2 separate regions of the Mus musculus genome follow, and region 2 is linked to region 1. Evidence: chromatin contacts called from ENCODE POLR2A ChIA-PET data. All regions are on one chromosome and are shown on one strand. The core of a region is the stretch at or near the end of the contact, and the rest is flanking DNA. Distances in the headings are between cores, read along the strand shown.

What was found. ChIA-PET counts read pairs that join two places held with the same protein, here RNA polymerase II (POLR2A).
Region 2: POLR2A ChIA-PET joins it to region 1 with 10 read pairs in embryonic stem cell. The contact joins the promoter of Snapin here to the promoter of Dennd4b in region 1. POLR2A ChIA-PET finds 5 or more read pairs at or near these places in 2 of 5 experiments (Patski and embryonic stem cell).

Annotation. Positions count from the first base shown.
Region 1 is chr3:90,262,994-90,269,556 of GRCm38, forward strand. It overlaps Dennd4b (DENN/MADD domain containing 4B), which reads left to right and starts at 2,242. Exons shown (of 28, transcript NM_001356483.1): 1 at 2,242-2,568; 2 at 4,420-4,759; 3 at 5,250-5,502; 4 at 5,755-5,824; 5 at 5,995-6,164; 6 at 6,241-6,485. The coding sequence starts at 4,443. It overlaps Crtc2 (CREB regulated transcription coactivator 2), which reads left to right. Exons shown (of 14, transcript NM_028881.3): 13 at 178-364; 14 at 487-1,132. The coding sequence ends at 707.
Region 2 is chr3:90,487,597-90,494,617 of GRCm38, forward strand. Snapin (SNAP-associated protein) reads right to left here and starts at 3,417. Exons shown (of 4, transcript NM_133854.3): 1 at 3,236-3,417; 2 at 2,952-2,998; 3 at 2,558-2,676; 4 at 430-1,997. The coding sequence starts at 3,378. The coding sequence ends at 1,896. It overlaps Ilf2 (interleukin enhancer binding factor 2), which reads left to right. Exons shown (of 14, transcript NM_026374.3): 14 at 1-783. The coding sequence ends at 23.

The DNA of each region.
Region 1 (6,563 bases), core at 992-3,491:
ACTTTCTTCGGGCCCCGTGCTCGCTTCTGTTGGCTCTGCTTGCTATCACCTCCTTCTGTCTTTGCCTCTCTTCCTGGGTGGATGGGGCTTGCTAGGCAAAGGGGACATATCAGCAGAGCTAGGCAGGACACCCTGTTCTGAAGCCCACTTCCTTAAGGTCTGTCTGTGTGTCCCTAGCTGGAGCAATTCAACATGGAGAGCCCATCAACCAGCCTGGTGCTGGATCCCCCTGCCTTTTCTGAAGGTCCTGGATTTTTAGGGAGTGAGGGATCAATGAGTGGCCCCCAGGACCCTCACGTCCTCAACCACCAGAACTTGACCCACTGTTCCCGCCATGGCTCAGGACCTAATATCATACTCACAGGTAAGGGAGTGTGGGTGCTGGTGGAGACTGGCAGGAAGAGTTGACAGCCTCACTGCTGTGATAGGAGCTTGAGGGGTCTGGAGGTGTGGCCTGAGATCCTTACCCACCTCTTGTACACACAGGAGACTCTTCCCCAGGTTTCTCTAAGGAGATTGCAGCAGCCCTGGCTGGAGTGCCTGGCTTTGAGGTGTCAGCATCTGGGTTGGAGCTGGGCCTGGGGCTAGAAGATGAGCTGCGCATGGAGCCACTGGGCCTGGAAGGACTAACTATGCTGAGTGACCCCTGTGCCCTGCTGCCTGACCCTGCTGTGGAGGACTCATTCCGTAGTGATCGGCTACAGTGAGGGGACCTCACTGCCATCCTTCTTCATGGCCCTGTCCCATCAGTCTTCATCCCTTCCCCCTGGCCAGTAGAGACTACTCTCTGCCCCCAGATCCTTTTTCTAATATGAATGAAGGATCCTAAAACTGAGGAAAGGGAAGGGGCTTGGCCAGGTGGCCCCTGAATGCTGTATGTCTGGTGGGCTTGGGGGAATTCAAGGGAGGGCCTAAAAGCACTTGTAACTTTGAAAACCGTCTGTCTGGAGGTCAGAGCCTGTTGGGAAGCAAGGTGTAGAGGGAAATCTTGGAGAGAGGGCTTGTCCAGAAGGGATGGGCACTACCAGCCCCTCCCTATTTCTCTTCCCCTTGCAATGGAAGAGAGAGCCAGAATGGATATTATTTTTTATTAAATATATTATATGTTAATAAAAAATCCTATTAAACCTTTTGTGTGCTTGGCTATTTGGTACATGGCTGGGGACCTAAGGAGGTTTGGTGCCATAGGTTCTTTTGTGTTGCATTTTTGTTTGTTTGTTTTTTGACAGGATTTCTCTTACATAGGGCAGACTACCTAGAAGTCACACGTGCCCGTTGGCACCTTGGCTTCCTTAGTGCTAGGGCTACGGGTGTGCGTTAATCCTCTCAGAACTTTTGTGCTTGTGCGGAAGCACCATTCTCAGATTTAGGTCCCAAACTGGATGTATCCTAAAGCCTATACAGACTTCACCGAGGCAGCAGGAAGTCACCTTATGTGCCCTTGTTTGTTTAAGGCCCTGCCTGCTGCAGCATCAGGGGATGGGGCACCGTGACTAGCCTGACAAGTTACTCTTCTGAAGCCCTGGGTAAGGAGAGGCTGTTGTCCCAAGTCACAGTTGTTTCTGTTAGAAAATCCTCCCCTCTCCTGGAGGAGGCTATTGCCAGTGTTGATGCTTCTAGAGAGAAGTAAGCAGGCCTAGCTGGCTTACTTGGTTTATGTTTGGGGGACCTAAGCAATCTCATGTTCTGAGGACTGTATGTCGATTCATCCATTTCACTGCTCCATTTGGGTTTAACGCAATAGATCCTTGGGAGACAACCATGTTCCACGAAGGCTTTGTTAGACTTCACCCAGCATAGTGAAAGGAGTGCTACACCTCCACTATTCGGCTTCATGCCTTTCTTCCTCTTTTTCAATGTTCTTGTCATTTCTCGAAAGAAGAACTGAGAGTTTCTGGCTCTGGCCAGTGGGTTCTAAACGTGGAAGTGGGGAGTCACCTGGGTTTCCCAGGTCTAGGTCTTCAGGGCCTTCGCTGTGGCACAGTGGCCACATCTGACGGTAGGGCAGGACAGGAGCACCGACTCTGACTTCGGGGCCATCTGGGGTCAGTGTCTTGCTTTTTCCTCCGGGTGGTGGGAATCCGCTTGGTTGCAGGGGGCCCTCCCAGCCACCAGGGGTCGCACTGCAGGCGGCAGGGTGTTGGGCCGGCGCTAGCCAGGGTCACGGCCGCAGGCCCGGGTGTGTGGGGGGGGGCAGAATAGCGGAGGCGCCCGCGGCTCCTGGGGGGGTGGGGGGCGGGTATGAGTGGAGAAAGCAGGGCGCGTTGAAGAGCTTGGGGTCCCCAGCAACGTGGGAGCCGGGAGGACCGCGCGGCTGGAACTAGCGGTGTGGTGTGGCAGCAGTCCCCGCGTGGCGCAGCGCGCGGGGACGCTGGGACCGCCCAGATCTTCTTCCACCGTGCCCGGCGCCCTCGGCTGCTGCTTCTTCCTTCAGCCCGGGCGCGAGCGGCTCCTAAGTCGAGTGCGCCATGTCCGGGGCTGGATAGCAGCCCAGCCGCCCGCCGGCCCGCCAGCCCGCCCTCAGAGCCACCCGCCAGCGGGCCGGCTGGGGAGTCCCAGGGCAGGCAGGTAGGGGCCGGACCGGGCGGGGCGGCGGGCGGGTTAGGGCGGGCGGAGGGCGGGCGGCTCCAGGGACTGTCCCCAGCTGTTCTACGCTGCGCATCTGGTTCCGCTTCCTCCCTCCCAGAGAAGTGAAAGTGGAGGGGAGGGCGCAACCCAGAGCTAGCTAGCTGTGCTCGACATCCTACAACCTGGAGCTCCCGCGGGCGCTCAAGCCAGAGCACCCCTCCTTCCCGCCTGGGTCACGCGGCTGCTGGCGCTGCTGCCGTCACGTCCTCGGCAGTCCCCGCGCGCGCTTCTCTCGGCCCTCCGGCCTCTTGCTCAGCCACCTCCCCCGCGCCGCGCCCTCTGCCCTAGCCCCGACTTCCCGTCATTCGGCATGTGGGCGTTGGGACCCAAAGTGGCTCCAGTGCCGTTGTTTTCCCCCAAGGGAGAAGGGGCTGCATTCTATAGGACTCTTCCCTGGCTGGATAAGGGAAGGCCTGGACACACAAGTCCTGTTGATCCGGGACCACCCACTTGCCTATAGAGGGTCTCATCTAACGGCTTTTGCCTACTGTCTGGAGCACAGAACTACTATTGGCCTGCAGTGGATGAGAGAGTGAGCTGTGTCCTGGAGTTAAATCAGGAGGCTGACGCTGACTCCTGGCTTCACCTCTCAGATGTAGAGAAGCTCAAGCTAAATTTAGCTTGAGTTGGGGCATGTGTGTCCAGAGGCCAGGTTGAGAAGACAGTCGGTTTGGCTCTAGTTCTCTGAGGAAGAGCGGGAGGTTAAATAGACTGTGCATCCTGGAGACACTAAAAGCTTCCCTGCCTTGCACAGGACCCTTAGTGGGAGGTCTGCGTTGGTCTGATGCTGTGCTGGCACCTTAAACAGTACTATCCCCCCCGCCCCCCCAGCGATACCACACACCCATAGGCTGACTTATGCTGAGCTAGCGACAGCTTCCCCTTCGCAGCCATTTCAGGAAGTAGCCTCCCTTCCCCTCTGAAGCACTCTCTCAGCCTCTAGCCCCTTGCAAGCTACCCGCCAGGCTTCTTCCCACCTTCAGCACCCTGGGGCACCTCAGGACTCTTGGGGCTTCCACTCCCCAGGGTCAGGCCATGGAGGCAGGTGAGATAAGTTACCAATAGGCTGTTGTGGCCCCGATTCTGTCTTGGGCTGGGTGGCGCGGGCATGGCATGACTGGAGCTGACTCCTACAGTCCCTTTGTGCCTAACTACAGACACCTAAGGATCCTGGAGATGGGAAAGTCCTGGTTGCTTGGCCAACTAGGTAAAGTTAAGCTAGGGAAAAAAAAGGATACTTGAAATCTGATGAGCAGAAGCTAAATCTTGGGTTTTGTAAGCCTTCCTAGGCATCTGTAAAGTCTTCTAGAAATGAAAGGATGGGTGCTTTAAGAACATTAGCTGCATCGGAAGGTTCTTGTGGTGTTGCTACAAGAGCAGAGACCTTTGACAAAGCAAAAGTTGGTGTAATGTGGTAGCCAGAGTGAATGATGTCATTGCAGGCCATTACAGAAAATACTGTGTTCTCTGAGACGTAATTGTAGCGGGCAAGGAGAGGCAGGCCTTTAAAGGAATAGGTGAGGAATATGTCAGTTGTGTGTTGTAGAGTGGAGTTTGGGTTCTTTGGGAAAAAAGGGCTGATGTCACTAAGAAGGAAGGACCTAGTGGTCTCTAAGGAGCTGTGGTGGAATATGAGAGTTTGGTGATGTCACAGGTGGAAGAATTCAAGATTGGCTGATCATTTATCCTTTCCTTAGAAGAACTAGGAAGAAGAAGGGGGGGTGTCCACTATCGTTGCCATGGGAACATTATCCTCTCTTGCTCCATCTCTTCCTCGATTGACCATTCCAGATGCAGTGAGTGAAGCAGAGGCCATGGCAGAGGAGCGGCCTCCCCGGTTGGTGGATTACTTTGTGGTGGCTGGGCTTGCAGGAAATGGAGCGCCTATACCTGAGGAGAAGTGGGTTCCCGAGCCTACCGGGCCCCTGCGCCCTCCCCGGCCAGCTGAACCTATTACAGATGTGGCAGTCATCGCTAGGGCACTGGGCGAGGAGGTGCCCCAGGGCTATACATGCATTCAGACTTCTGCGGGTGGCCACCCCTTGGAGCTCAGTGCTGGGCTCCTGGGTGGAACTCAACCAGTCATCTGCTACCGCAGGGGGCGTGACAAGCCCCCCCTCGTTGAGCTGGGGTACGTACCCCTATCCACGCTGGCACTAGAGGAAGCTGGGAGGGACCTTTGAATGAGCTAGAAGAGGTAGGGATATGGGTCAAGAGGAGGAATGTGGGGACCACAGCGGAATAGGCTAGAGGTCAAGAGAATGGGCTCACTGCCTTTGCTGCGGTCAACGTTTCCTCATCTGCAAAATGAGGATAGTGGCTCCTCTCTGGCTGGCTCAGAATATTAAATGAAGTAACCCGTGTGAGGAACTTTGAACTTTGCAGAGCCTGTTGGTTCTGAGTGCTTACTCTTGAGAGCTATGGAAGGTATGGGTTGAAGGGATGGTTACTGACTGAAGGGATCCTAGAGCACAGACCTAAGTAGGAAGTGGTGGGCTATACTACCAGGGTTTGACAAGGCTAAGAGAGCATGGCAGGTTTAGGAGACCAGGTAGGAAGATCCAGCAGGATCCAAGACTCTTTCTATCCTAACCCCTTGATGTCTCTACCCTCTGTGCCAGGGTGTTATATGAAGGGAAGGAACGACCCAAGCTTGGGTTCCAAGTGCTTGACACGACACCGTATAGCCACTCAGCCAATCTGGCCCCTCCAGGCCCCGGGCACCCCCGCACCTACCTCATGTATCGGCGGGCAGCAGAAGGGGCAGGGCTGCATGCCCTGGGCATCACTGACCTCTGCCTGGTTCTGCCCAGCAAGGGTGAGGGTACTCCTCATACTTACTGCCGGCTACCCCGCAACCTCAACCCTGGCATGGTGAGTGGTGCTGAGGTATTGAGAGCTGAAACCTGAAGAACTAGTGTAAGGGTATGGACATGGGGCGGCACAAAGGGTATTTGGGGGCCGAGGCCATTGACACCAGGCCAGATCAGAAGTGACTTGGTGGGAGGACTGGAATTAGGAACATCTTTGAAGACAAAAGATAACTAAAGGGAAGTAGAGAGAAGATGAATCCAGAAACCGATGTTAGTGATGTGTCTGCTTATCTCTTGTCATTTCTGGGGACAGTGGGGCCCAGCAGTGTACCTGTGCTACAAGGTAGGCCTGGCCAAGGCCAACACACTGGTGTATGAGGCAGGTGAGTGGCTTCTTTTTATGTCCTACCCTTTGACCCTCTGGCAACTTCAGTGACCCTAGAACTTACATCTCTTTGCCACTTAGCCCTTCTTTGGGATACTCGAGTTTCTTTACCTGGAATCAAATGGACCTTTCGCTCTAATATGTACTCTTAATCCTGCTGGGGTATAGAGCTGCTGGGCCGCTACCCAGAGGAAGACAATGAGGCGTTTCCGCTGCCCGAGTCAGTCCCTGTCTTCTGTCTGCCCATGGGGGCCACTATTGAGTGCTGGCCTGCCCAGACCAAGTACCCAGTACCTGTCTTCTCCACCTTTGTGCTCACAGGCGCTGCTGGTGATAAGGTGGGTGTGTGGAGTGTGATAAGGGGTCCACATAATGCAGAGGGGGCCCCTCTGATTATCCCTATATCCCCACCAGGTGTATGGTGCTGCTTTGCAGTTCTATGAAGCGTTCCCGAGGGCCAGGCTGTCAGAGAGGCAGGCACGGGCACTGGGCCTGATGAGTGCCGTGGAACGGGGCCGGGCGCTGGGAGGCCGAGCTGTGCGCAGCCGACGAGCCATAGCTGTGCTGTCCCGCTGGCCTGCCTTCCCAGCCTTCCGAGCCTTCCTCACCTTCCTTTACCGATACTCCGTCTCAGGCCCCCATCGTCTGCCCTTGGAAGCGTGAGCACGGCTCTCCTGACACTGGGGGGTTATGATGCACTAGAGAGGATAAATGGGAGACACTAGAATGGAATTGGG
Region 2 (7,021 bases), core at 2,167-4,666, 230 kb after region 1:
AAAGCATGGAGACTCAGGAGTGACCTTCCCTTTACTGTTTCTCCCCAAGGGAAGAGAGGCTAAGCCAGCCACCATGGGGCTTTAGATGGCGGCATTTCTGTGGCATAGGGAGACAGCAGGAAGGGAAACAAACTGAAAAGAAAAAAACGCTACTGTTTCGATAGTGGCCAAGCAGCTAGAAGTCTCCCATTTGTGACTGCGTATGCCCTCTGTCCGTCTGTGAGGAAGCAGAATGCCACACATTCCCAATATTTAAACCTAACCACTCCCAACCAAGTACTTTGTGTTGAAATGCTGTAAACGGTCATTGAGTATCTGGGAATTTTTTTTTTTTTTTCTAAGAAAAATGATTAAAGTACTTCCTACTAGGGCTTTTGGTTTTATTTTTCTTCAATATGTAGCAACTACATTTGGCTTCTATAACCTCAGTAGAATTCAAGTTGAGTCTTTTATTATAAACATTGAGATTGCTGTTTTAAATTATATAAATTGAAAGTAATAGATTCCTAGGATACCATTGTGATGGCTAATTTCTTCAGCTTGGCCTAAAATAACCTGAAATTTCTGCAAAGGATTAACCCTAAATGTGGGGTGAAAGCATCTTATGAGCTCAGTGCATGGACAGAATAAAGGGATAAATGGCAGAGTCCAGCATTCCCTTCTCTTGGAAGCTTGATCACCTCACATTCTCATGTCTCAAAATAGGCCCCAAAATATGCATCAGTGTGACCATGTCCTGAACCCTTTGAAACCATAATAAAATAAATTTTTTTGTTAAAATAACCAGTACAAGCATTTATTTAATAATGTTGAGCAATACTTAATATTAACATAGTCAAGCCAGGGTGGCCAAGAGGATAAATTATTTACCTTGACTTTACCTAAGTCCTCAGTTGTAAACAAAGTGGAGTTACAGGTAAAGGAAACTGCCCAGCCCCAGTAATAGGAGTAACAGGATGGTTAACACTGGCTGGCTAAGCCTGGAAAGGATGGCGCTTAAATATGTAACTTTTAAATTTTATTTTATGAGGATGGTTGTTTTGCCTGCATATATATCTGCATCATATGTGTGTGTGTGCTGGGCCAAAAGGCCAGACAAGGGCATTGGGTTCCCCTGGAGCTGGAGTTAGAGGCTGCTGTGAGTCACCATGTGGGCGCTAAGCACTGGACGCCATCTGGAAGAATCACCAGTGTTCTTAACCATTGAGCCATCCCTCTAGCCCTTAAAATATGTAGTCTAAACAAAAAAAAAAATCGCAAAAGCTTAGGACTCTTAGCTGTCAAGGCTCTGCCTTGACCTTGGATCCTCGCTATCTGGCATGCTCTCCTTGGGTAGCAATGAAGGCAACAGTTGCGAAACTTGTTAATAGGAGTTAACCTAAACATTATAGAGTGTAAGATGATCCTGGAAAGGTTATTACCTTCTGAGAGGAACTGTGGTGAAGCAGAGGGGGAGAAATAGGAGTATACTTTCTCACTAAATCTGGTGTTTTCTCAATTTTCTACCACACGATGCCTAATTTACTTAGTATTCTTTGGGGGAAATATATAGAGGCTTGAGCCCGGCACTCTGACACATGCCTATTATAATCCCAGCATTCAGGAGGCTAAGGCAAGAGGACATGTTTGAGGCCAGCCGGGACTACATACTGAGATCTTGTCTCAAGATTAACAAAACCCAAAAGGTAGAGGCTCTTTCTTGGATGGACAAGCTGTGATGGAGGTTCTTTAGGAAATAGTCCTGCCGTACGCATGTTTCTTGAGGCGGCTACATGAATGAGTACATAGTGCAAAAAAAATCAAAGGTCTACAGAGACTTTCCTGGAATCTTCTCGTGTCTACCAGACAAAGCCGTTGGAGAATTGTACTTGTATACTCAGGTCACGGGCCCGTGCTTATTTGCTTGGAGAACCAGGAGGGTAAACTCCTGAATCCAGCATAGCTCTCCTGCGAGCTGTTTCCTTGGCCACGCTGTGGTTTAACCGCCTTAGTCGTTCCTGTAAGACAGGAAGATGGGGAATCTAATGACTGCTGTAAAAGGTTTTAACTGAGTCCCCTCTGCCCCTGTCCCCAGACTGTTTTTTCTCTGTGTAGCCCTGGAACTTGCTCTGTAGACCAGGATGGCCTCAAACTCAGAAATTTGCCTGCTTATATGTCCAGCTGGCTTTGGCTCTTTTCAAGCCAGCCCTTTACGTTAAAATGGACTTGTAAATGACAGCCACTAGAAGTTAAGAATTAGAAGTTAAGAATTGGCACTTGTCTAGTTTGAGGCCTAGTAATGGGGTGAGGGGAATATGGGCCTTTATTATCAGATTAGTTAACACCACTCTTTTCCCCCATAGTTGCTTCACAGTGTTGAAGACATAAAGCAGGATAAACAAGAAGAAATTTTTTTGAAAGAGGGTCATGCTATGTAGCCCTAGCTGATTTGATAGTCCAGGCTCTGCTCAAAGTTCAAGCCATCCTTCTTGCCTTAGCCTACCAAATGCTGAAACTACAGCATGTACCACCATGCACTGCTGGGATTATTATTATTATTACTATTTTATTATTTTACCTGTGCATTCTGTAAAATATTGTTGACCAAGACAACTCGTCGCCTGGCATTAAGCAGCTTCTTAACATAGGGGTCCAGATCCAGGGCCACTTTCTGATCCTCATTGATCCGGCACAGTTCTGGGAAGAGGAAATGGGCAACCAACATCTAATGGCTCATTTTTTGTTCTTAGGGAATGGAAGAGAGGAATGGGATGAAAAATACTCTTGCAGTCTTGTGTGGGCCACAGACACCTTCCCTTCTTCCATTCTGTCCTAAAATATCCCCAGAAATTGGAGTCCTTGGGTAGTTCTGATATTGAGAAGCAAGTGACAGAAACTTAGCCTAAAACCTGGGGAAACAAAGTTCCCGAAAGTGAGATCAGGGATTCTAGGTATCCTGGCTGCTCACTCACCTGTAGCTAGGTTGTCAATTTGTTCCCGGAGCTCTACTTGGCTTTCTCTGCAAAGTGGTACAAAAGTCTACAACGGTCAGTGACTGGGACGCGGGAAACGAATTCTACTTATTCCCCAAATACTGAGACAAGCCAACCTCAACTTCAAGGCCTCACCCAGGCCCTTCCGCCTATTTACCCAGTCTCAACATCAGTGTCTCAAGAATGTATCTAGTATTTCTTCGGGGCCCCGCCCCTACAAAGCCAGTTCCCTAGGCCCCGCCCCCAGCAACCCGGTCCTGCACCTGACCGCGTGCACGTGAGAGTCGAGCTGCTGCACCGCGGGTCGCAGGAACTCCAGGAGCCCCTCGGCAAAGAGGTCGCGGCCTGTGGGCCCCGCCACTGGGGTCCCGGCCCCTGACACAGCAGCGGAACCAGCCGCGGCCATCGCGAACTGCCCTGACGCCCTCAGCCTGCCGCGAGGGTCGCCGGGAACTCCAGACCGCCGCTGTGCACCGCGAGAGGGCGCTTAGATATACAGCCCAGACGGCAGTGGGATAGCTGGGAAATGGAGTCCTCAGTGAGCCCCGGCAAGCGGGCCGGGACCAGAGCCTCTTCTTCCATGGGCCTGTAGGGGGCGGATCTAGACTTCTGGAGATAGATTGCCCTGTAACTATGTAAACCAGGCTGATCTTTTCTTTCTTTCTTTCTTTCTTTCTTTCTTTCTTTCTTTCTTTCTTTCTTTCTTTCTTTCTTTCTTTCTTTCTTTCTTTCTTTCTTTCTTTTCTTTCTTCCTTCCTTCCTTCCTTCCTTCCTTTCTTTCTTTCCTTTCTCTCTCTCTTTCCTCCTCCTCCTCCTCTTCTACTTCTTCTTCCTCTTCTTCCTCTTCCTTCTTTCCTTTTTAAAAAAGATTTATCATATGTAAGTACATTGTAGCTGTCTTCAGACTCGCCAGAAGAGGGCATCAGATCTCATTACAGCTGGTTGTGAGCCACCATGTGGTTGTTGGGATTTGAAGGTTGCTGTGTTTTGAACTCAGGAGCAGTTAGTACTCCTAACCGCTGAGCCATCTAAGTGCTATTGTCCATAGCCTTCTCCATGGGAATTGATGAGAAAGCCATGTAATATTCATGTTAAGGGTTCTTTCTTTTCTCTCTCTTCCTCTCTCCCACTCCCTCTTTTTTTTTTTTTTTTTTTTTTTTTGCCCTCTCCCCATCTATCTCCCTCTCCCTCTTTCTTGCAGACAGGATTTCTTTGTGTGGCCCTGGCTGTCCTGGAACTCACTCTGGCTGCCCTTGAACTCCAGTGCTGGGATTAAAGGTGTATCCCACCACTGCCCTCGAGTTTTATTTCTAAAGATTTGCTATTTTTGTTAGAGAAAGTCCTGCCGTGTTACCAAGGCTAGCCTTGAGCTCACAAGCTCTGTTTTTTTTTTTCCATTTTTTATTAGGTATTTAGCTCATTTACATTTCCAATGCTATACCAAAAGTCCCCCATAGCCACCCACCCCCACTCCCCTACCCACCCACTCCCCCTTTTTGGCCCTGGCGTTCCCCTGTACTGGGGCATATAAAGTTTGTTTGTCCAATGGGCCTCTCTTTCCAGTGATGGCCGACTAGGCCATCTTTTGATACATATGCAGCTAGAGTCAAGAGCTCCGGGGTACTGGTTAGTTCATAATGTTGTTCCACCTATAGGGTTGCAGATCCCTTTAGCTCCTTGGCTACTTTCTCTAGCTCCTCCATTGGGAGCCCTGTGATCTATCCATTAGCTGACTGTGAGCATCCACTTCTGTGTTTGCTAGGCCCCGGCATAGTCTCACAAGAGACAGCTACATCTGGGTCCTTTCGATAAAATCTTGCTAGTGTATGCAATGGTGTCAGCGTTTGGATGCTGATTATGGGGTGGATCCCTGGATATGGCAGTCTCTACATGGTCCAACCTTTCATCTCAGCTCCAAACTTTGTCTCTGTAACTCCTTCCATGGGTGTTTTGTTCCCAATTCTAAGGAGGGGCATAGTGTACAAGCTCTGTTTTAAGTCTTTCAAGTGCTGGAGTTACAGGTCTGTGCCACCATGACAGGATTTAAAGTTAAGGGTTTTTTGTTTTGCTGAAATTTTTGAGGGGGGCTTGAAACCAGGGCCTTGTGATTGCTAGACAAATGTTCTGCTGAGCTATAGTCCTACTGTACCTTCCCTCTACCCCCACCTCACTTTTTGAGATAAGGTTTCACTAAATTGCCAGATTGGACTTGAATTTGCTTTGTAGTACACACAGGCCTTGACTATGTATGTGATCCTCCTGCCTCAGGTTCAGGCTTATACCAGCTTTAGCTTCTAAAGTTGTTTTTGATTTGTTTTTCAGTTTTATTTTGTGTGTGTTCATGTGTGTGTGGAAACCTTTGCCATGGCATATGGGTAGAGGTCAGAGAACAATTTGTGAGAGGTCAATTCTCTCCTTCCATCATGTGGGTCCCCAGCATTGAACCTTCAGGTTTGGCAGTAGGCCCCTTAACTTTCAGAGCCATTTTGCTGGCTCTACCTTTTTGCTTTGTTTTGTTTTTTGGTGTGTATATGCAGGTGTGAGGAAAGGTATGTACATATTAGGTTCCTAGGGAGATCAGAGGAGTTGGTTACAGGCAGTTGTAAGCTGCTGACAAGGGTACATGGAACCAAACCAGGTCTCTGAAAAAGCATCATGTCCTAAGCCATTGCTTCAGCTCTCTGACAGATTGCTGTAAAAATCACTACTTGAAAACTAGGTGCAGGTGTGTGTGTGCCTGCGTGTGAGAGTGCTCAGAGACAAAAAATCCCCTGGGGCTTTGAAGACAGGAGTGTTGGATTCCCTAGAGCTGGAGTTAACAGGAGCTTCCTGATATGGGAACCCATCTGGAGACCTCTGCAAGAGCAGTAAGTACTCTTAAATCACTGAACCATCTCTTTAGCTTTTTCTCACCCAAGAATATTCTTAATGGCATCAAATATGCACAAAATTGTATATGCCTTAAAGATAAATGGATTTAAGAGTGAAACCCAGATATAGACTAGGACAGGGATGGCTAGGGTACTGGTTAGTTCATAATGTTGTTCCACCTATAGGGTTGCAGATCCCTTTAGCTCCTTGGGTACTTTCTCTAGCTCCTCCATTGGGGGCCCTGTGTTCCATCCAATAGCCGACTGTGAGCATCCACTTATGTGTTTGCCAGGCACTGGCATAGCCTCACAAGAGACAGCTATATAAGGGTCCTTTCAGCAAAATCTTGCTGGCGTATGCAATGGTGTCAGTGTTTAGAGGCTGATTATGGGATGGAAGGATGTTTTTGCTACACAAAATAACCCAGCCTCCAAAGAACAAATATATGGTTTCATTTATATGAATGGTCAAATTCATGGAGATAAAAATGCAGGACAGGGCTGAAGTTGTGGCTGTGTGAGGACACTTGCACAGCATGCCTGAGGCTCCAGGTTACCTGATTCTCAGCACTGGCAAACACCAAAAGCAGGACTGGATTGGGAGGAGTGGAGAATACAATTGCATAGTGGGTAAGAGTCCCGGCCTGGGAAGGTACATGATCATGCATTTGCTGCTACTGAACTGTATACCTAGATACAAGAGGTAAACTGTCTTATGCACTTTTATTATATCCTGTTTTTGAGGCAGGGTCTGTGAAGCCTGGGCTGGCCTGGAACTCAAGAGAGATGAAGCACACAGAGGGAAAGCAGATATTCAGAGCTGCCACAGCCACTGGAGATTCAAAGTCCTATTGTATCACCAGTCCGAGGTCCAGATATTGTTGAAAAGGGCATTGATCAAGTTCACTGAATAGCAGAGAAATCGCTGTGCTCCTGTTTGTTGACTGTGCTAGAGGTCTTGCTAAAGCAGTTTATGGCAGGTGGCCCACTCAGTATGCTGCTATAAAACAGCTTGGACACTGGATGACACTGCCAGTTCTGCATCCCGGAATCTTAAACATGGAGAAGCCACCAGAGCCAGAAAGCAGCACTGTCTCCTGAAAGTTTCTCCAGCCTTTTCTGTCAGATGGCAAAGGAAACATTTCAAGAGCCCCAGCTCTATTTTTACTGAGTAGACAA